Linked DNA regions of Homo sapiens: region 2 is linked to region 1. The links are chromatin contacts, found by Hi-C or POLR2A ChIA-PET in ENCODE. All regions are on one chromosome and are shown on one strand. The core of a region is the stretch at or near the end of the contact, and the rest is flanking DNA. Distances in the headings are between cores, read along the strand shown. Region 1 holds the start of CCDC12 (coiled-coil domain containing 12). Region 2 holds the start of WDR82 (WD repeat domain 82).

Region 1 (3,881 bases), core at 1,357-3,856:
TAATCTCCACCACCACCATGACGACCCCTTGTAGCGCTTATCAAATGCCAGGTGCTACTCTGTCGCTTTATGGGAAGACCGAAACGCAACTTTTGAGCTCTAGCTGTTTGTGGAGTGTGATGGCGGGAAGTTAGAGAGTAGCAGGACTAGCCTGAAATACCTTCGGGGCCGCGGTGCCCTCCCAGATCCCAGAGAGGCTTAGACCGTTGCCACGGGTCCCCCTCCCTCCTCCAGGAAGCCTTCCCAAACGCTCCAGTGGAGGGGCTCCCCCCATTCCCCAACTCCAGGGCCCAGAACTTGCTTCACATATGTTGTTTCTTTAACCTCAACAGGTGGGTGCCTCATGGCTCTGTTTTTTGTTTGTTTTTGAGACAGAGTCTCACTCTGTCGCCCAGGCTGGAGTGCAGTGACTCGATCTCGGCTCACTGCAATCTCCGCCTCCTGGGTTCAAGTGATTCTCCTGCCTCAGCCTCCTGAGTAGCTGGGACTACAGGCGCGTGTCACCAGGCCCAGCTAATTTTTTGTATTTTTAGTAGAGACGGGGTTCCACCGTGTTAGCCAGGATGGTCTGGATTTCCTGACTTCATGATCCACCCGCCTCGACCTCCCAAAGTGCTGGGATTATAGGCATGAGCCACCGCACCCGGCCGGCTCTGTTTTACAGATGGAGAAACTGAGGCCCAAGTTGACCAAATGAGGACCACTTGGGCAGCAGGGGCAGGGACCCAGGCTTGACTGACTCTTTTTTGGGTCCCTGCCACCATCACCCCGTGCCCCCTTCCCCATCCCCTTACCTCACAGTCTGGACACGGGGAAAGGGGCACGGGGTGATGGTGGCAGGGACCCAACCCCTGGTGTTGGGCAGGGATCAGGCTCTTTGTTGGGGCTGGGGAGAAGTTTTCTGGGCCCAGAGGGGTGCTACTCGTTCCAGGAGTTGACCAGTCTGGAGACTCCTAGACCTTGGTTGGCCAAGACAACAGAGACCCTGTCCTGTTTTGTTCTCCCAGCTTCTTGGTTCACCTCTGGCCTTTTGTCCTGCTTCATCCATCATAGCTCTGAGCTGAGGTTTCCTGAGCACCTCCAAACTGCATGCCAGGCCTTGGCAGAGCAACCCATCCACTACAGGGAAGAAGGCTTAGACAGACCCAGGTTAGTGAGGACAAGAGGGTTAGTGAAGGGAGGGCTAGATCTGCAGTCTGTGGCCCATGGGCCTCTGAAGGGAGTTGGAAGGGGAAGAGTGGATGTCCACCTGTAGCCAGCTTGGGAAGGGAAGACTCAGGGAGGGAACAGCCTAAGAGGCTAGTTGTCCCCTGGCAGTGGAGGTGGAGAGGGGGCGGCATGGTCTCCTATTCCCAAGTGAGAGGGGGTGTGGCTTTGGGGACCCCCACATACTGAAAGAATATCTTGACTTCAGCCTAAGTGGTCTCGCGGTTATCAGGACACTCTAGTTCATGCAGGAAAGAAGACTCTGGCAGCTTCTGCTGGGTAGCCATGAATCTTGTGGCGACTTGCAGTCGAGGCCACCCCAAGTCTTTCTAAGCTGGGGATTGGGGGCAGTACTTGAGGCCCACTGGACCCAGGTTGGGGTTTGCTCTTCCCCGGGAAAGGTAACTTGACCCTGAGGACTTTGCTGCTCCAGGAGGGGATGGGAATGAGAGGGGATCATCTTTGAGTCCAGAGGGAAACAGCCATACAGTCAGGTCCCCCTCACTGTGCAGGCTTTGTCTGAGCTGAGAGTGGTCACAGAGGGGCTTAGGGGCGCTTGTCAGGTGAGTCCGGGGAGCCACTGACAGCTGCAGAGGTGTAAGTCATACCTTGTATTAGGGTGGGATCGAAGTGGAGGATCAGGGAAGGCTTTTTTTTTTTTTTTTTTTTTTTTGAGACGGAGTCTTGCTCTGCTGCCAGGCTGGAGTGCAGTGGCACGATCTCGGCTCACTGCAACCTCCGCCTCTCTGGTTCAAGCGATTCTCCTGCCTCAGCCTCCCGAGTAGCTGGGATTACAGGCACGCGCCACCACGCCCAGTTAATTTTTGTATTTTTAGTAGAGATGGAGTTTCACCATGTTGGCCAGGATGGTCTCCATCTCCTGACCTCGTGGTCCGCCCTCCTCGGCCTCCCAAAGTGCTGGGATTACAGGCGTGAGCCACCGCGCCCGGCCCAGGGAAGGTTTCTTGAAGGCATTCGAGCCTTGTCAGGTCAAGTGGACAAGGATGAGTCAGGGCATTCCAAGAGGCCAGCATGGAGTGATTAGTGTGGTTAGTACTTGGGCAAAACCGGAGCGATCGACGCACTCTTTTCTCCTTCTCTCAGGTCTGAATTCCACTTGCTGCTCTTTCACTGATCAGCGTTGGATAAATCGAGCCTTAGCTTTTTTTTTTTTCTTTTTTTTTTTTGCTGGCTCCCCACCCACTAGGCAAGTTGTCCGGAAGAATAAGGGCGGGGCGGGGCGGGGCGGGGCAAGGCGGGGAGGGCTCGCCCATAATAACCCCGCATTGATTGGCTTTCAGGACCTCCCAGTCTCTCATTCTCGTCCTTGGATTGGCCGCGAGACATTTATCCACTCTCCTTAGGCCTGCGCGATGCAAGACGGGAGAAAAGGAGGGGCGTACGCGGGCAAGATGGAGGCAACTACGGCTGGTGTGGGCCGGCTAGAGGAAGAGGCGTTGCGGCGAAAGGAACGGCTGAAGGCCCTACGGGAGAAAACCGGGCGCAAGGTGAGAAGTGTGGAGTGAGGGTCGCAGTTGAGGCGTCCAGCGTTCGGGGTCCGGGTCGCGCTTGAGGAGAGCAAAGGGCTAATAAGGAAAGACAGCTGCCGAGGGCGCGCATGCGCGGGCGCTAACGCATGCGCGAGAAGACGGCGCCCTCCCACGATGTCTGGGGCTGCTTGGCGTGGGACTCCTCTGGCGCTGGTGCGGTCGTCGCGCATGCGCGGGGGTGGGCAAGGCAGTGGTCAGCGACCCGCAGTCCATCTGACTCCTGCTTCCCGGGTGTTGCTCGTGTAGGTATCTAGGGCTGCCTGTAGGTTCAGATGCTTGTTGGGTTAGGCGTGATTTGTTCCGTTCCTCTATGGCCTAGCTGGTCTTTAACCCCCGCCTTCGATTCTGAGTCAGACAGACTCCCCAGTCCGGCAGCACTCCTTGGACAGGGCAGCAAGTGACAGCAGTGGGTATACAGCCGGAGTCGTTTCGTGCAAAAATCAAAAAGAGGCCGGGCACGGTGGCTCACGCCTGTAATCCCAGTGCTTTGGGAGGCCGAGGCAGGCGGATCACTTGAGGTTAGTAGTTCGAGACCAGGCTGGGTAACATGGTGAAACCCCGCCTCTACTAAAAATACAAAAATTAGCCGGGCGTGGTGGTGCGCGCCTGTAATCCCAGCTTCTCGGGAGGCTATGGCAGGAGAACCGCTTGAGCCTGGGAGGCAGAGGTTGTAGTGAGCCGAGATCTCGCCACTGTACTCCAGCCTGGGCAACAGAGCGAGACTCCGTCTCAAAAAAAAAAAAAAAAAAAAAATCGAAAATAAAAGATTTAGCCGGGCGCGGTGGCTCACGCGCCCAGTACTTTGGGAGGCCGAGGTGGGCGGATCACGAGGTTAGGAGATCGAGACCATCCTGGCTAACACGGTGAAACTCTGTCTCTACTAAAAATACAAAAAAATTAGCCGGGCGTGGTGGCGGGTGCCTGTGGTCCCAGCTACTTGGGAAGCTGAGGCAGGAGAATGGCGTCAACCCAGGAGGCGGAGCTTGCAGTGAGCCGAGATCCTGCCACTGCACTCCAGCCTGGGCGACAGAGCGAGACTCCGTCTCAAAAAAAAAAAAAAAAAAAAAAGAAAAGATTTATTTCTAACTAAGGGTGGGCCTTAGAAATTGGGAACGAGGGCCGGGC
Region 2 (3,881 bases), core at 632-3,131, 5.3 Mb before region 1:
TCTGGAAAAGGTATAGGAAGTACAATACTTGAAAAATACCCTGCAAAGATTTATTTTGGCTGGCAACATTCAGTAGATTACAGCTGTTTCTGTGGTTATTTTTGTAGATTAACATGGACCAAAATATGGCATCATCTTACTGGGTGTGTTCACTTCCCGACAGTTCTAGAACATGGTACTCGATCTGTCCTTGTTGCCTTCTAAACTATTCGAAGCAGACGCTGTATCAGACTTTCTAGCTTCTGAAATAAAGGCACAGGAATTACAGGGAAGCAGAGCAAGTGATCTGGGACGTGGAGGGTTTTTCTTCCATTGTGTGCAGTTTGGAAAGTTGCCATCTATTCAGGTTTCACTCAAACCGGCTTTTTCCAGACCCCAGAACAAATTGTAGCCAGAAGCTCTGCTCTTTGTCAGGAGGCAATTATACCCCAGACTTAGCCAGGAACTTGCCTCTTCCCTTAGAGAACAACTTCTCTTTATGTATAAGGATCCTGGCTCTCCTTTTACCCAGGGGGTTGGGATACAGCCTCTAGTTCTTTCTAGAAAGACCCCAACTGTCCCAGGGTTTCCATTTTGTTTTTTACCATTGCACAGGTCTCTGGATAATAACCTTCCTAATAGCGACTGAAATGTCTCACAGCCTTTCCTCGTTTTTGTTTCTCTTTAGCTAAAGAAAGCAAAAATAAATAATCCCCATCTTCATTGTTGGAAACCCCAGGCAATTAACCTTTTGAGGAGCTTCACACAAGATACAGATCTGTGAAGCCACATAGGTTGGCATTGAGTTTAACCCCTTGCCCAGAAAGTTAAGGTTAGGAAGCTTGGTTCCTATTTTCTGTTCAAATACTGCTTTCCTTTGTTAGAGATAAACTTTCTTTTAAGGCAAATAATCACTTATATGATAGAACCTTTAAAATAATCCTGTTGACTACAAACAGGATAGTGCAACTCTTCCAAATCTTGAATGTGGTGGTGACTGCATGACTGTGTATGGGTGTCAGAACATAAAACTAGCCACTAAAAAGGCTAATTTTTGGGGGGAAACCGTCTGCTCTGTCGCCCAGCCTGGAATGCAGTGGCACGATTTCGGCGCACTGCAGCCTCCGCCTTTCTCAATTCTCGTGCCTCAGCCGCGCCATCATGCCCGGCTAATTTTTTGTATTTTAGTAGAGGTGGGGTTTTGTCATGTTGGCCAGGCTGGTCTCAACTCCTGAGCTCAAGCGATCATCCCGCCTCGGCCTCCCAAAGTGGTGGGTTTAAAGGCGTGAGCCACCGCGCCCGGCCTAAAAAGGCTGATTTTTACTGTACCTAAAGTCTACCTCGATTAAGAAAACGAGGCCGGGTGCGGGTGAGGTCAGGAGTTCGAGACCAGCCTGGCCAACATGGTGAACCCCCGTCTCTACCAAAAATACAAAATTAGCTGGGCGTGGTGGCGCGCGCCTGAGCGAGAGACTCCATCTCCAAAAAAAAAAAAAAAAGTAAAGAGGTCGAAGCTGTCTAAGCGGACGCTGCGGTGGACTAGCGGTCAAGCTTGCCTGCGAGCGGCTCACCTGAGTCACCCCCAAAACCGGCCTCCAGCAGCATACCCGACCCTGCAGTACCCCCTCCCACGCAGCCTGCGATCGGGACGCCTGCAGGAGGCGCCAGAGTCTTCGCGGGGGTTGCAATCCCGCGCAAGGGCCCCCGGCTCCCAAGGCATCCGCAACCTTCCGATCCCCCGGGAAGGCCCTGCACGTCTCGGCCGCTCCCTGCCAGCAGCCCGCCCCGCCACTACACTCCGCCGCGGCCGCGCTGACGTCACCACCCCGCCTCCCCGCCTTGCTCCGCCGTTCCCGCCCCGCCCCCTTTCCCGGCGTGCGCCGCGGCTGAGGCTCCTCGCCCTCAGCTTCTGCCTGTCGCCCCAAAATGGCGGACACAATGAGCCGGCGACGCGCCGGTTGTCCGTGAGGTGGCTGTGAGGACGAACGGTCGGCGAGGCTCCACAGTCCAGGCAGAAGACCCTCGACCAAGCAGGAAGAAGAGGAGGAGGCGGCCCAACTGTTGGCCGACTTCCCGCTAGCCGCCGGCGCGGCGCCCGCCCCGCCTGGGTTGGCCCCTCGGCAGCCCGCCCGCTCGCCGCCGGGCCCCGCCCCGGCCCTGCGCCGCCGCTGCCTTCCCCAGCCGCCGCCATGAAGCTGACCGACAGCGTGTTGCGGAGCTTCCGCGTCGCTAAGGTGTTCCGCGAAAACTCGGACAAGATTAACTGCTTCGATTTCAGCCCCAACGGCGAGACGGTCATCTCGAGTAGCGACGACGACTCCATCGTGCTCTATGACTGCCAGGAGGGCAAGTGAGTGCGGCGGAGGCCCTGGGCCCGAGTCTCAGTGCCTCCCTCCGGTGGCCCAGCACAGGTCCCTCGGCCTGCCCTCCGTCCCGACTTCAGCCCCCAGCCTATTTTGCACGCGTTCCTGCCAGGGCCGCCTCCACCCCGCAGCCGTCCAGGAGACCTTTTATTTTTTTCTTCTTAAAAAAAAAAGATAACGATAGTCATAATTTTATAATATTATTTGTATGTCTTCGGTCTCCTTTGAGCGCTATGCATCACTTGCCAAACCCCACCTTGACCTTGACCTTTAAACGCCCGGTCCGCCCACCCTGGGCCCACCAGGTAGCGTTTTCAGCTCCTCAGGCTGTCAAAGGTGCTGGTCTGCTCCGGCCTCGACGCAGGACTGCAGGGGCTGCTTTTCTGCCTCCTTCGGCAGCGTCAGCTCTCTCTTGTGCTCTCTCCACTGTGACCTCGATTCCGCCCTGGCACTCCGCCCATCCCCTGCCCCTCAGCTTCCCGCGGCCTTTCTGCCGTCAGACCGCGTGGGTTGCACTTCTTAGCTGTCAGGATTTATTTGTTGTGCCCCTTTGAGCCCCCTTGCTTTTTCTTCCTGCTCCTAGCCTTTCTCTTACTCATTCAGACTTGGTGCCCACGTTCATAAGTGAACTTTTCAGCAACATCTAAAACTTCCTTTTTGCCACACACAAACGAACTTGGTCGTCCCATCCTGACCTGAATGTGAGCTTCCGTTAAAACAAAGCAAGCATCGTAGAACAATTTCAGGTTTCCTTTCATACTTTTTTTTTTCTATTACACTTTTTGGTCCACTTTGAATTCCAATTCTGATCATGAAACTTTTATGTTGCCACAAGTCATCTGGAGACCCACCATACCTGCATCTTTTCGCAAAATCTAAGCACAGCACTTTGCCTTTTTCCCTGGGGGTCCTTGTCAGCCCTCCTCACCGCACGCCTGTGGACTTGCAGCTCCTTGGAGCCAAAAACTAGTTTAGATTAAATTCGTTTTACCCTTAGCCACCTTCCCCAAGAAGGCTTGCTGATGTTTGGTTTAATTCGGTGGACCCTGGTTTTTTCAGACTTGATTTTGTCACCTAGTAACAGATATTATTATTATTATTATTATTATTATTATTATTATTTGAGATCTTGGGTTTTTCTCCACCTTCTCCAGCTGTTCCTTTTTCCTTTTTTTTTTTTTAGACTGGTGTCCTTCTTTTGGAACATATCTCTTCATTTGTGAATTTGATTATCTGAAGTAATGCTAGTTTGGACTGAGCTATAATGGTATCCCCCCAGTTTTTTTCCCCACTGGGGCTGTGAGAAAGTATTATGTAACCGGCTCTGGATCTGCCTGCAGTTTGTGGCAGAGTGGTCTGCAGTGGTGGTCTTAAGGAAGAGGGAATTGTTAGCTGGACAAATAGTTATTTGAGTCAGTGTTACTCATTGAGTAGATGGATTTCTGTCCTGGTCTGGTCACTTGAATCAGTTTAGAAGACGAAGTAACATTTAAAGGTGTGGTAGTAGGGTCAGCATTGTGGGGTCCTGGAGGAGTAATT

What was found. Hi-C counts contacts between places; a loop is a spot of excess contacts on that map. ChIA-PET counts read pairs that join two places held with the same protein, here RNA polymerase II (POLR2A). Pooled maps may share reads with other maps.
Region 2: a pooled map shows a loop between it and region 1 (5-fold over the local background). The contact joins the promoter of WDR82 here to the promoter of CCDC12 in region 1. A Hi-C loop is called at or near these places in 1 of 168 maps with a recorded cell type or tissue (CD4-positive, alpha-beta memory T cell) and 4 of 50 pooled maps. POLR2A ChIA-PET finds 5 or more read pairs at or near these places in 1 of 52 experiments (endothelial cell of umbilical vein).

What each region holds. Positions count from the first base shown.
Region 1 is chr3:46,975,470-46,979,350 of GRCh38, reverse strand. CCDC12 (coiled-coil domain containing 12) reads left to right here and starts at 2,606. Exons shown (of 7, transcript NM_001277074.2): 1 at 2,606-2,714. The coding sequence starts at 2,619. RefSeq lists enhancers at 1,314-2,014, 2,584-2,893, 2,718-3,419, 3,420-3,881 and a silencer at 2,354-2,493.
Region 2 is chr3:52,276,649-52,280,529 of GRCh38, reverse strand. WDR82 (WD repeat domain 82) reads left to right here and starts at 1,881. Exons shown (of 9, transcript NM_025222.4): 1 at 1,881-2,329. The coding sequence starts at 2,169. RefSeq lists enhancers at 1,258-1,889, 2,359-2,458, 2,869-2,948, 2,969-3,018, 2,522-3,154 and silencers at 1,619-1,908, 2,089-2,168.